Regions from separate parts of the Homo sapiens genome. Here region 1 is linked to region 2. A link is an interaction called in ENCODE POLR2A ChIA-PET data of the cell type or tissue named here. Cell type or tissue: OCI-LY7. All regions are shown on one strand. Each heading gives the region's core, and the rest is flanking DNA. Links, peaks and the distances in the headings are about the cores only. Region 1 overlaps THRAP3 (thyroid hormone receptor associated protein 3). Region 2 holds the start of CLSPN (claspin).

Region 1 (7,318 bases), core at 3,167-5,666, 500 kb after region 2:
GAGGCTGAGGTGGGAGGATCGGTTGAGCCAGCCAGGGAGGTTGAGGCTGCAGTGAGCTATAATCGAGCCACTGCACTCCAGTCTGAAACAACAGAGTGAGACCCTGACACACACACACACGCACACAGGCACACGCACACGCACGCATGCCTGCTCTCGCAGCTATAAGACAGGCCCTTTTAAACCTTCTTTAAAGTCATAAAAAGGCAAAGTAGATTTACTGTGAGAAGATTTCCAAAATGGACATGGACTCTAAATAATTAAAAATACAGTTCTATTTGTTTAGGTTTTTGTTTTTTTTTTTTTTTTTGAGACGGAGTTTCGCTCTTGTTGCCCAGGCTGGAGTGCAGTGGCGCAATCTTGGCTCACTGCAACCTCTGCCTCCTGGGCTCAAGTGATTCTCCTGCCTTAGCCTCCTGAGTAGCTGGGATTACAGGCATGCCCCACCACGCCTAGCGAATTTTGTATTTTTAGTAGAGATGAGGTTTCTCCACGTTGGTCAGGCCGGTCTCCGACTCCCGACCTCAGGTGATCCGCCTGCCTCGGACTCCCAAAGTGCTGAGATTATTACAGGTGTGAGCCACTGCGCCCAGCCAGGTTTTTTTAATATCAGAAAAAAGCAGGTAGATGTTTGATTTCATATTAAAAATAAAATAATGTACACAACTCATGGAATGTTAACTTTTTTTTTAGAATAATGGGGGAGAAATCTCTGCCTAAAAAAATTAAAGTAAGAAGCAAGTGCTCCTGCCCTTTCTTCCCGTCTCATATCCCTCCTTCTCCTGTTCCCTTCCTGTTAGCTTCTTTCTGCTCTGCAGAAATAATCACTGATAACAGTTTGCTGTATGTCCTTATATAGATATGTCTTATATGTATGTCTGTAACTACAGATTTCATATTTTTAAAGTAAGTTCTACCAAATTCCACAGAATTCAGTATTTAAAGTTTTAAGAATTTCAGTACCAAGTTCCAGGATAATTTTGTTTTCATAACACAGGCAAATTTTTTTTTCCCCCAAGATGGAGTCTCATTCTGTTGCCCAGGCTGGAGTGCAGTGATGCGATCTCTGCTCACTGCAACCTCCGCCTCCCGGGTTCAAGCGATTCTCCCGCCTCAGCTTCCTGAGTAGCTGGGATTACAGGTGCATGCCAACACACCTGGCTAATTCTTGTATTTTTAGTGGAGACGGGGTTTCACCATGTTGGTCAGGCTAGTCTCGAACTCCTGACCTCGTGATCTGCCTACCTTGGCTTCCCAAAGTGCTGGGATTACAGGCATGAGCCACTGTGCCCAGGCTTTTTCTTATCTTTTTTTTTTTTTTTTTTTTTTTGAGATGCAGTCTCTTTCTGTCGCACAAGCTGGAGTGCAGTGCAGTCTTCGCTCACCACAACCTCCACCTCCCGAGTTCAAGCAATTCTCCTGCCTCAGCCTCCTTAGTAGTTGGGATCACAGACGCATACCACCACACCCGGCTAATTTTTGTATTTTTAGTAGAGAAGGGGTTTCTCCATGTTGGTCAGGCTGGTCTTGAACTCCCAACCTCAGGTGATCAGCCCGCCTCGGCCTCCCAAAGTGCTGGGATTACAGGCGTGAGCCACCGCACCCGGCCTAATTTTTGTATTTTTAATAGAGATGGGGTTTTCCCATGTTGGCCAGGCTGGTCTGGAACTCCTGACCTCAAGTAATTCACCCCCTTTGGCTTTCCAAAGTGCTGGGGTTACAGGCCTGAGCCACTGTGCCTGGCCCTGGATAATTTTTTTATTTTTTATTTTTTTTGTAGAGACAGGGTCTTGCCATGTTGTCCAGGCTGGCCTTGAACTTCTGGACTGAAAAGCAAGCCTCCTTCCTTAGCCTCCCAAAGTGCTGGGATTACAGGTTTGAGTCACCACGCCCAGCCTGTATCTTTAAATGTTTTAAACAGTTAAATTAAATGACCATTCTCCCCAGAGGGACATCACCCCCACTTTTTAGGAGAGTACCCAATGCACATTTGGATATTCTTTTCTATAAATTGAAGACCTTAGAATTGAAATTAGTATTTACTGATTTACCTTACTTAATAACTTGAGAGCCACTTAATAGCAGAGTACATGTCATGAAGGGGTCTCTGATTTGATTTATTCAGGGATGGGGTGGAGTATGAGGCCTTGGCAGAGTGTTACTCTAGAGATATCACAGCTGCCCTCTATTCTGTTTCTGTGTCTTTTACTCAGGAGATGATGACCTCCAGAGAAAAGAGTAAAATAGTAAACATGTTTCATATTTCACCTGAGCTCAGCTTTCCTCCCATAACTGTCCAGAGGCATTCAGAACGCAAGTCAGGCCCACCCCACTGCTTTGTCTAAAACGCTTTATGGGTGGTGGTATTTCTTTCTTGGTATTTTTGTCTGTCTTATCTCTATCAGTTGATGGCTTGTTCACCAAGAATTTCCTACTTCTTCCCTTTAGTGACTGTTGAAAGCATGGCTCTCCTGACTGGATGTTGGTGGCAGTGAAGTTTTGTTCAAACGTGGCACTAGTAAATGAAGTGTGTCTCCCTAACGAGATCAGTTTGGTCTTATGTGCCTTTGAATAAGGTGTAGAAGGGATGAGAATGATCTCAATTTCTAGGTTAGCAGAACTGTGATACATACATAATTTTATTCCTTGACTGTATTGTTAATATTTGATAAACTGATTTTTAAAATTATTGTTCCTTCTTGTGAAGAGAATGGAGATTGAAGAGGAAGCGTGAAAGTGTGTTTATTCATTTAACAAGTACAAAGTGTCCACTCTGTGGCTAAACGCAAAGCACTGAAGATGAAATGGAGAACAAATCAGATGTGGTCTCTGGTTCATTTTGTAGCCTCCTGGGTTTGGTATCCTGAATTGTTAAACTTATTTAGTTAACTCTTTTTTGTTACCTAACAGTCATCGAATGTAGCATTATCTAATCTGGAAAAGCATGCTGTCTTCTCAGCAGAGTAGAGACTTCGTCCTGAGGCCTGGTTAGAGGGATAAGGAGCGCAGGCTCACATGGAGTCAGTTCTCGGGAACTTTTCCCATTCTTTTAAGACAAGAAAATCTCAGTAGACACATTTCAGTGAAGTCCAGCACCTTCTCATTATAAAAATAGTCAACAAAGTAGAAGGGAATTTCCTCAATATGATAAAGGGCATCTATGAAAAATTTACAGCTAACATCATACTTAAAGGTGCAAGACTGAATGCTTTCTCCTTAAGATGAAGAACAAGACCAAGACAAGGCTGTCCACTCTCACCATTTTATTTACCATTGTGTACTAGACGTTCCAGCCAGAGCAGTTAGGCAAGAAAATGAAACACGAGGCATCTAAATTGGTGAAGAAGTAAAATCATCTCTTTTTGCAGATGGTGTAATCTTAAATAGAAAAACCTAAGGATTCTACTAAAAACCAATTAGAGCTAATAAATGAATTTAGCAAGGTTGCAGGTACAAGATCAGTATACAAAAATGAGGCCAGGCATGGTGGCTCACACTTGTAATCCCAGCACTTTGGGAGGCCGAGGTGGCAGATCATTTGAGGTCAGGAGTTTGAGACCAGCCTGGCCAACATGGCGAAACCCCATCTCTATTAAAAATAAAAAAAAATCAGCTGGGCGTGGTAGCACATGCCTATTATCCCAGCTACTGGGGAGGCTGAGGCAGGAGAATTGCTTGAACCCAGGAGGTGGAGGCTGCAGTGAGCCAAGATCACGCCACTGCACTCCATCCTGAGCAACAGAGCAAGACTCCACCTCAAAAAAAAAAAAAAGACTGTGTGTGTGTGTGTGTCACACACACACACACACACACACACACACACAGACAAAATGAGCTGTATTTCTATACAGTAGCAATGAACAATAAGAAAATGAAATTGTTAACAAGTGAAAATCAATCGTAAGTAATTTCATTTGCAGTAGCAACAAAATAATATATTTAGGAATAAATTTAACAAAGGCCAGTGTAAAACTTATATTCAGAAAACTGAAACATTGTGGAAAGACATTTCATGTTCATGGATTTGGAAGACTTACTATTGTTAAGATGGCAGTATTCTCCAAATTGATCTACAGATTCAGCACACACACTGTCAAAATCCCAGATGGTCTTTTTGCAGAAATTGGCATGCTGATTCTAAAATTCATATGGACATGTACCTAGAATAGCCAAAACTATTTTGAAAAAGAGAAAAGTTGGAGGACTCACTTTTTTTTATTTAAAAATGTACTATAGCTACACTAATTAAGACTGTGGTGTTGACATAAGGAGAGACAGACAGGTCAGTAGAATAAAATTGAGAGTCCGGAAATGAATCCTTACATTTATGATTAATTGGGCTTTTTTTTTTTTTTTTTTTTTTTTGAGTTGGAGTTTTGCTCTTGTCACCCAGACTGGAGTGCAATGGTGCGATCTTGTCTCACTGCAACCTCTACCTCCCGGGTTCAAGTGGTTCTCCTACTTCAGCCTCCTGAGTAGCTGGGATTATAGGCACGCGCCATCACGCCCAGCTAATTTTTGTATTTTTAGTAGAGACGGGGTTTCACCATGTTGGCCAGGCTGATCTCAATTTCTTGACCAAGTGATCCACCCGCCTTGGCCTCCCAAAGTGCTGGGATTACAGGCGTGAGCCACTGTGCCCGGCCAATTAATTGATTTTTGACAAGGGTGCCAGGACAATTCAGTGGGGAAAGAATAGTCTTTTTTGGCCGGGCGCGGTGGCTCACACCTGTAATCCCAGCACTTTGGGAGGCTGGGGCAGGGGGATCACGAGGTCAGGAGATCAAGACCATCCTGGCTAACACGGTGAAACCCCGTCTCTACTAAAAAATACACACACACACACACACACAAAATTAGCTGGGCATGGTGGCAGGCACCTGTAGTCCCAGCTACTTGGGAGGCTGAGGCAGGAGAATGGCATGAATCTGCAAGGCGGAGCTTGCAGCAAGGTAAGATCGCACCACTGCACTCCAGCCTGGGCGACAAAGCGAGAGTCTGTCTCAAAAAAAAAAAAAAAAGTCTGGGTGTGGTGGCTCACGCCTGTAATCCCAGCACTTTGGGAGGCCGAGGCAGGTGGATCACGAGGTCAGGAGATTGAGACCATCCTGGCTAACATGGCGAAACCCTGTCTCTACTAAAAATACAAAAAACTAGCCAGGCGTGGTGGTGGGCACCTGTAGTCCCAGCTACTTGGGAGGCTGAGGCAGGAGAATGGTGTGAACCCAGGAGGCGGAGCTTGCAGTGAGCTGAGATGGCACCACTGCACTCCAGCCTGGGTGACAGAGCAAGACTCTGTCTCAAAAAAAAAAAAAAAAAAGTCTTCTTTTTTTTTTTTCTTTTGAGATGGAGTTTCACTCTTATTGCCCAGGCTGGAGTGCAACAGCATGATAAGAATAGTCTTTTCAACAAATGGTGCTAGATCTAGATAGCCACATGCAAAACAACAAAGTTGGACTAGGTGTGGTGGCTCATGCCTGTAATCCCAACACTTGGGAGGCCGAGGTGGGTGGATTGCTTGAGCCCAGGAGTTCCAGACCAGTCTGGACAACATGGGGAGACCCCGTCTCTACAAAATACAAATATTAGCCAGGCATGGTGACACATGCCTGTAGTCTCTGCTACTCAGGAGACTGGGGTGGGCGGATCACTTGAGCCCAGGAAACTGAGGCTGCAGTGAGTTGAGATTGCACTACTGCATTCCAACCTGAGTGACAGAGTGAAACCCTGTCTCTAAATAAAGTTGGACCCATACTTGACAACATTCATAAAAATTAAATCATAATGGATCATAGACCTACATAGTGCTAAAACTAGAAAACCCTTACAAGAAAACCTGGGAGTAAATCTTTGTGACCTTGGGTTAGACAAAACCTGCTTAGACATGTCACACAAAGTACAAGCAACAAAAGAAAAACAGAGTTCAGCAGAGTAAAAAAAAAAAAAAAATGTGCTTCAAGGCTGGGTGTGGTGGCTCACACCTGTAATCCCAGCACTTTGGGAGGCCAGGCAGGCGGGTCATGAGGTCAGAAGATTGAGACCATCCTGGCTAACACGGTGAAACCCCGTTTCTACTAAAAATACAAAAAATTAGCCAGCTGTGGTGGTGGGTGCCTGTAGTCCCAGCTACTCGGGAGGCTGAGGCAGGAGAATGGTGTGAACCCGGGAGGCGGAGGTTGCAGTGAGCTGAGATCGTGCCACTGCACTCCAGCCTGGGCAACAGAGCCAGACTCTGTCTCAAAAAAAAAAAAAAAAAAGGTGCTTCAAAGGACAGCATCAAGAAAGTGTAAAGCTGGGCATGGAGGCTCATGCCTGTAATCCCAGCACTTTGGGAGGCTGAGACAGGCAGATCACCTGAGGTCAGGAGTTTGAGACCAGCCTGATCAACATGGTGAAACCCCGTCTCTATTAAAAATACAAAAATGAGCTGGGTGTGGTGTTGCACCAATGTAATCCCAGCTACTCGAGAGGCTGAGGCAAGAGAATCACTTGAACCGGGGAGGTGGAGGCTGCAGTGAGCCGAGATCACGCCACTGCACTCTAGCCTGGGAAATAGAGGGAGACTCCATCTCAAAAAACATAAATAAAGAAAAAAAGTGAAAAGAAAACCTACAAAATGGGAGAAAATACTTGCAAGTCATACATCCAATAAGGGACTTGTATCCACACTTTTTTTAATTTTTATTTTATTCTTATGTTTTGAGATGGAGTTTCATGCTTATTGCCCAGGCTGGAGTGTAATGGCACGGTCTTGACTCACTGCAACCTCCGCCTCCCAGGTTCAAGTGATTCTCCTGCCTCAGCCTCCTGAGTAGCTGGGATTACAGGCGCCTGCCACCACGCCTGGCTAATTTTTGTATTTTTAGTAGAGATAGGGTTTCACCATGTTGACCAGGCTGATCTCGAACTCCTGACCTCAGGAGATCTGCCCACCTCTGCCTCCCAAAGTGCTGGGATTGCAGGCATCAGCCACTGCACCCAGCCTCACATTTATTTTATTTTATTTTTTGAGATGGAGTCTTGCTCTGTCACCCAGGCTGGAGTGCAGTGGTGTACAGGCAGCTGCCACCACACCTGGCTACTTTTTGTATATTTAGTAGAGATAGGGTTTCGCCATGTTGGTCAGGCTGGTCTCGAACTCCTGACCTCAGGTGATCCACCCACTTCAGTCTCCCAACGTGCTGGGATTACAAGTGTGAACCACCACGCCTGGCTCACATTTATTTATTTTTTATTTTGGAGACAGATAACGTGCTTTGTCACCCAGGCTGGAGTGCAGTGGCACAAACATGGCTCACTGCATCTTCAACCTCCCAGG
Region 2 (7,318 bases), core at 2,827-5,326:
AGTCAAACTGGGTGGTTTCTTTCTCTCTCTCTCTCTTTTTTTTTTTTTTTTTTGAGATAGAATCTCGCTCTGTCACCCAGGCTGGAGTGCAGTGGTGCAATCTCGGCTCACTGCAACCTCTGCCTCCTGGGTTCAAGCGATTCTCCTGCCTCAGCCTCCTGAGTAGCTGGGATTACAGGCGCACATCAACACACCCAGCTAATTTTTTCTATTTTAATAGAGACAAGGTTTCACCATGCTGGCCAGGCCGGTTGCAAACTCCTGACCTCAGGTGATCCGCCCACCTCGGCCTCCCAAAATGCTGGGATTACAGGTATGAGCCACTGCACCCGGCCGGTTTCTTTAACAATATATTGCAAAGAAAAAAAAAAGAGAGGGAGAGAAACCTATAAAGAAAGTTAACACATAAGTGAATGTATATATGTGTGTACGTATGTATATTTCTATATATTTATATATGTATGTATATTTCTATATGCTATGTGTATATTTCTTTTTTTTTGAGATGGAGTTTTGCCGTTGTCGCCCAGGATGGAGCGCAACGGCGCGATCTCGGCTCACCGCAACCTCTGCCTCCCAGGTTCAAGCGATTCTCCTGCCTCAGCCTCCCGAGTAGCTGGGATTACAGGCATGTGTCACCACGTCTGGCTAATTTTGTATTTTTAGTAGAGATGGGGTTTCTCCATGTTAGTCAGGCTGGTCTCCAACTCCTGACCTCAGGTGATCCGCCCGCCTCAGCCTCCCAAAGTGGTGGGATTACAGACGTGAGCCACCACGCCCGGCTATATGTATATTTCCTTTTTTCTTTTTTTGAGACGGAGTTTCGCTCTTATTGCCCAAGCTGGAGTGCAATGGCACGATCTTGGCTCCCTACAACCTCCGCCTCCTGGGTTCAAGCGATTCTCCAGCCTCAGCCTCCCGAGTAGCTGGGATTACAGGTGCGTGCCACCATGCCCGGCTAATTTTTTGTAGAAACGGGGTTTCACAATGTTAGCCAGGCTGGTCTCGAACTTTTGACCTCAGGTGATCCGCCTGCCTCAGCCTCCCAAAATGCTGGAATTACAAGCGTAAGCCACCACAACCGGCCCTGTATATTTCTATATACATAAATGTATGCTTTATATATGTATGTATATCTTAAAATACATACATATATGCATATATACACATATATAATATAAACAATTACAAAATGCCAACTTCGGATGATGATTCAAAAAACTAAAAATGTAAATAATTATGCTAAAGTGGCATATAAAAATAAATGAAATATCTCTGAGTCAAAGAAATCTGAACACTGACTAGATACTTCTTAGGTGTGGTAATAATATCGTAGTATCTATTTTTGGAAAGCTCTTGTTTGTTAGATATGCACACTAAAATCTTTGTGGTTCAAATAATATGATATCTTGGATTTTCTTCCAAATAATCCTGTGAGAGGAAAAATGGGTAGCTGTATGAATAAAACAAGATTGGCCATGACTTGAAAATACAGGTTGAACATCTCTAACCTGAAAATCTGAAATGCTCCCAATTCCAAAATATTTGAGCACTGACATGATGCCACTAGATGAAAATTCCACACCTGACCTCATATGATGAGCTGCAGTAAAACCTTTGCTTCATGCACGAAATTATTTTAAAATGCTGTATAAAATTACCTTCAGACTATGTGTGTAAGGTATATATGAAATATAACTGAATTTCATGTTTAGACTTGGGTCCCTCCCCCAAGATATCTCATTATGTGTATGCGAATATTCCAAAATCCAAAATGAATCTGAAATTCAAAACGCTTCTGGTCCCAAGCATTTCAGACGAGAGATATTCAAACTGTAGTTGAAGTAAGGTGATGGGTTCATTATACCATCCTTTCTACGGTTGTATAGGTTTGAAAATTTCTAAATAAGACAGTTTAAAAAGTCGCAAATAAAAACCTAAGGAGGAGGGGTGTGTTAGGTGACTTGATCAGTTAGTGACCTTAAAGCTAACCCTAGATGCCAAGTCTACCTCCTTAGTGTTCTCAGGGCTCTGAATCAACTTATTAATAAAGGGAGAAATATGAACATCAGTAATGTAACAGGGCACAAGGCCTCAGCTGAGTGGTTTCTCAAAAAATTATTAAATTGGTCAGGCATGGTGGCTCACGCCTGTAATCCCAGCACTTTGGGAGGCCGAGGTGGGTGGATCACAAGGTCAGGAGTTCGAGACTAGCCTGGCCAATACAGTAAAACCCCGTATCTACTAAAAATACAAAAATTAGCTGGGCGTGGTGGTGTGTGCCTGTAGTCCCAGCTGCTCAGGAGGCTGGGGCAGGAGAATCGCTTGAATCCAGGAGACAGAAGTTGCAGTGAGCCGAGATTGTGCCACTGCACTCCAGTCTGGGCAACAGAGCGAGACTCCGTCTCAAAAAAAAAAAAATTATTAAATTGATTTGAATGCAAGGTACAAATTTTTTTTTTTTTTGATACAGTGTCTCACTCTGTCACCTAGGCTGGAGTGCAGTGGCAGGATCATGGCTCACTGCAGCCTTGACCTCCCAGGCCCAAAGGATTCTCTCACCTCAGCCACCCGAGTAGCTGGGACCGAGTAGCTGGGACCACAGGCGACGCCCGGCTAATTTTTTTTTTTTTGTAGAGGCGGGGTTTTGCCATGTTTTCTATGCAGGCTGGTTTCGAACTCTTGAGCTCAAGCAATCTGCCGGCCTTAGCCTCCCGAAGTGCTGGGATTGCTGAGAATTAATATGTATGCACTGATGATCCTCTCAACAATCCAAAGCAGTAAAACTATTACTTCTGTTTGTGAGTGTGGAAACCGAATTTAGGTAACCAGACAGCTCAAGGAATAGGGCTGCTTTGAATGACGATTATCTTCTAGGCAATTTGCAGCAACGTCAAAGGGCAGGGCCAGTAACAGGGTGGGGTGAGGTCTCAAAAAATTCAGTAATCAAAATGAATAACATTAATGCAATATTTTTTAAAAAATTAAATCAATAATCTACAGCTCATGAGGTAAATAATATGCCCGCTTTTGTAAATAAAGTTTATTGGAAACAGGGATGGAATTAGGGTGAGGTGATTGAGGCAAGGTCGTGCAAATGACTGGTCGGATCTCGTCTTTGTTTAAACGTCTGATATTTTGTTCAATATCAAATCATAAAAAGTTTTTGCATTAATTTTGGTTTTTTAAAAATATTGCATTAAAATATGAGTTTGATTGAGGGTTTTGGCGCCCCTTTAAATTTTGCTCCTAAGGCGGGAGTGCCTTGCCCGAATCCGGCCCAGAAAGGACACAGCTCTGGAAACATCTGTTTTCTATGCCCAATTTCGCCAGGGAGCTGCCAGCCACCAGCCAGGAGCCCCAGCGGTGACTTCCCCACTCGGGGCCCGGTCGGAAAACGCAAAGGGCCTGCGCGCGATGACCTCCAGGGCCCCTCCCAGGCCCAGTGTGGAACTCCCTAACACCCTCGCTCGCCCTCTCTCTGCGGAGAATCCCCCCGCACCGCTGCGGCCGGGTTCGGCTAGAGCCTCCCGGCTTTCAGAGCACCCTGAGGGGAGGAGCTTCCGCGACAGGAAACGCGCCAAAGGGGAGGGCTGGCGGCAGGAACCGGCTGAAGAGGGGCTGGGCTGCCGGCAGTGCGCGCCGCAGAGACCTGGAGCTCTCCGGCCACGGAGCCCGAAGCGCGGGAAGCCCGGCGGCGGGACGGGATGCCCGGTCGGAACCCATCCCGGCCGAGTCTCGAGGCCGCGGGAGCCGGCGCGGCGAACGCCGGGAGCCGCAGTCCTCCCGCCCGGGCGCCTCGGGTCAGCGGGGTCTACCCCGGCCCCACCTAACCTCTCGGTGCCCGGCCTTCTAAGCCCCCGTGGGGGGCGTGTGCATAAACTCACCTCAGAACCCACCTCGCCTGTCATGACTTCTGCCTCCCCTGCGCTCCACTAGGGACGGAGCTGTCTCTGATTCCCTCAGCCGGAGAGCAGCGGCTCCCGCCGTCTCCAGCCCAGCAGTGCTGTTCTTGCTTTCCCGCCCAGCCAGAGTGGAGGTCCCACCCAGATGGTTTGCACCAATCCAGAGGGGGCTTTCCAGCGAGTCCCCGCCCCCTTCCGACCCACCAATCACGCAGCGCCTCTGGCCGCCCAATCTCCTATTACCCAGGCTGAGTTGGCGGGTCGCAGCTGCTGGTAGCGGAGCCTGGGGGAGCTGGAGGTGCACGGGGGCGGGGCAGTCGGTACCAGGCGAGCCGTGGTCTTTGACCTTTGACACTTGCCAAAGCATCGAGTGCGATTGGAGGGGTGAGTCTTTCGGGGGGAAGTGAGCTGGGAAACGGTTCCTGGGCACCTGGGAGTGTCCTGTACCTGAACTTTTTAGAGGAATTCCAAGGTTCCCGTGGGGATTTTCTCCACTGACTTCATTTCTGGAGCAGCTAGATCCTGTGTGCCTCTTGTACATGACACTTACCACTGAATATATATATATATATATATATATATATATATATATATATATACACACACACACACATATGTACACACATATATACATACACATATATACACATACACATGTATGTGTATACACACACACTTTTTTTTTTTTTGAGATGGAGTCTCCCTCTGTTAGCCAGGATGAAATGCAGTGGCGCGATCTCGGCTCACTGCAACCTCCGCCTCCCGGGTTCAAGCGATTCTCGTGCCTCAGCCTCCTGAGTAGCTAGGATTACAGGCACCCGCCACCAACCCCTGGCTAATTTTTGTATTTTTAGTAGAGACGGGGTTTCACCATGTTGGCCAGGCTGGTCTCGAACTCCTGATCTCAAATGATCCTCGCCTCGGCCTCCCAAAGTGCTGGGAGGCCTCATACCCCTCACAGGCGTGAGCCACTGTGCCCGGCCCACTTTTATTTTTTAAAGAGGGCCGGGCTCCATGGCTCACGCTTGTAATCTCAACGCTTTGGGAGGCCGAGGTGGGAGGATGGCTTGAGTCCAGGAGTTTGAGGTTAGAGTGAGTTATGATCGCACCACTGCACTTCAGCGTAGGCGATAGAGGGAGACCTTGTCTCTAAAGAAAAAAGTTTTGTGGGCTGCTCAGATACCAAAGAATATGGTTGGATAATCTTTATAATTCTCTGTAGAGTTAATTTGAGGATGTAGAAAGCACTCATCACTCCTAGAGGGCATTCTACCTTTAAACAAGGCTGGAAAAAGAATTGAAGCTCTGAAATCAGGTTTATCCCAGACACAGTTCTTTTTTTTTTTTTTTTTTTTTTGTTGAGACAGAGTCTCTCCCTGTCACCATGGCTGGGTGCAATGGCGTGATCTCGGCTCACTGCAACCTCCGCCTCCCGGGTTCAAGCGATTCTCCTGCCTCAGCCTCCTGAGTAGCTAGGATTATAGGCATGTGCCACCACGCTCAGATAATTTTTTGTAACTTTAGTAGAGACAAGATTTCACCATTTTGGCCAGGCTGATCTTGAACTCCTGACCTCGTGATCCGCCCGTCTCAGCCTCCCAAAGTGCTGGGATTACAGGTGTGAGTCACCGCACCTGGCCTATCCCAGACAATTCTAATCCCAGTTTTGCCACTGTGCTGGCCATTATTTTTTGCCTCTCCAGGTCAATTCTCTGTCCTTCCTTTACCCTGGTGTGTGTCAAGGCAAGGCTGACCTCTCTAGACTGTATTATCCCAGCTCCCTTGCCCTTCTGGTTGGGTCAGGCCCCTGTAAAGACACCTTATAAGGTTACTGTAAGGAGATGAGAGGCCACCAGGAAAGAAAGGTCAGAGTATTTATTGCTCACTTCACCCTCCATGGTCATATCCACTGCCAGTGTGGCCAGCTTGGCCCAGCTTGCCCAGGACTTTCCTAGTTTTAGCACTAAAAGTCCTGCATCCTGAGAACCTCCTCAGTCACAGGTATACCAAATGGTTGGTTCTTCACCCAATCCACTGGCCTCCTCTTCCAAGTTTCCACCTTTAGCTGGGTTCAGAAAAAAGCTCCCTCTCCACATCTTCATTTCTTTACTTCCCCACCATCTCTCAATCCACTTCTGTCCCCACCAACAAGAGCCCATCATCCATCCTCTTCTCTTTTTGTGTCTTGGTTTATCCACCTTTTCATCCATTTACTATTAATTTCTACATCAACGATTCCCAGGTATACATCTATGGCACTCCCCATCATATATGGAGGGCTAACGTTTATTGAAGCCTTACTCAGTGGCAGAAACAGTTGCAAGGATTTTATAAGTGTTATCTTATTTAATCTTCAGAGTAAACTTGTAATATTATTATCTCTTTCTTAGAAGATGAGGAAACCAGACTTTTAAAAGGCTAGAAACTGGTGGAGCCAATTTTCAGACTCTATGTGACTTCAGAGCTCATACCCCTCAGAAAGACCCTGCCTGAGCATCCTCTGTGTTCTGCCTCCTTATCCTATGCTGGTTTCCCTGATAACACTTTCCTTTGCCTGAAATTTTATTTATATCTATTTGTCTGTTGTTGCTCCAAGAGAACAGGCGTTTTGTTTTCTTGGCCTCTGTATCATTGCAACCTAGAATTGTCTTTCTTAAACTTGAGCATGCATCAGAATAATCTGAAAGGCTGGTAAAAACAGCTATTGTTGGGTCCTAGTGCCAAAGTTTCTGATTCAGTATGTCTGAAGTGGGGTCCAGAGATGTATACTTCTTTCTTTCCTTTTTTTCTTTTTCTCCCTGAGTGCAGTGGCATGATCACAGCTCACTGCAGCCTCAACCTCCCAGGCTCAAGCAACCCTTCCACCTCAGCCTCCCAAGTGGCTGGGACTACAGGTGTGCACCACCATGCCCAGCTAATTTTTTATTTTGTAGAGACGGGGTGTCACCATGTTGCCCAAGCTGGTCTCAAACTCCTGGACTCAAGCAACCTGCACATCTCGGCCTCGCAAAGTGCTGGGATTACGGGCATGAACCACCGTGCCCCACAGGAATGTATATTACTAACAAATTCCCTGGTGATGCTAGTGTTGCTGATCTGGAGACCACACTTTGAGAACAAAGGACTTAGAACATCCCAGGTTCAAGGTAGGAAAACTGATAAATATTTGTTGAACTAATTAATTCATTCACTTGACAACTTCTTGAGCTCCCTCTGAAAATGAATGAGTGAAATAATATTCCTTATATTAGTATTTTAAAATATCTTTGGGGAGCACCTTTTCACTCATCACAGAAGCTAAGAGAGAAAGCTCCAATTTGAACAATGGGTGGACATGGGTAAGCTAGGAAAGGAAAACCTTTCATTCAATTTTTATTGTGGTAAAACATATATAACATGAAATTTACCATCTT

The links. Peaks named below come from ENCODE experiments on the same cell type or tissue, not always from the same donor. Only the 100,000 strongest peaks of a DNase experiment are listed, where the experiment ranks them.
Region 1: POLR2A ChIA-PET joins it to region 2 with 11 read pairs; 2 of 35 experiments call an interaction of 5 or more read pairs at or near these places.

Annotation. Positions count from the first base shown.
Region 1 is chr1:36,270,285-36,277,602 of GRCh38, forward strand. The region is part of intron 2 of THRAP3 (thyroid hormone receptor associated protein 3); the gene reads left to right. Among named protein-coding and RNA genes, the nearest start is that of SH3D21, 32 kb to the right of the region's middle. In OCI-LY7, for the core only: no CTCF peak of the experiment used is centred there; no DNase peak of the experiment used is centred there.
Region 2 is chr1:35,765,960-35,773,277 of GRCh38, forward strand. It overlaps CLSPN (claspin), which reads right to left and starts at 4,019. Exons shown (of 25, transcript NM_022111.4): 1 at 3,888-4,019. The coding sequence starts at 3,911. CLSPN-DT (CLSPN divergent transcript) reads left to right here and starts at 4,136. Exons shown (of 3, transcript NR_199050.1): 1 at 4,136-4,289; 2 at 6,839-7,051. RefSeq lists a silencer at 3,632-3,861. In OCI-LY7, for the core only: CTCF peaks have their summits at 3,371 and 3,574; DNase peaks (open chromatin) are centred at 3,542 and 4,102; H3K4me3 peaks cover 2,080 bases; H3K27ac peaks cover 1,603 bases.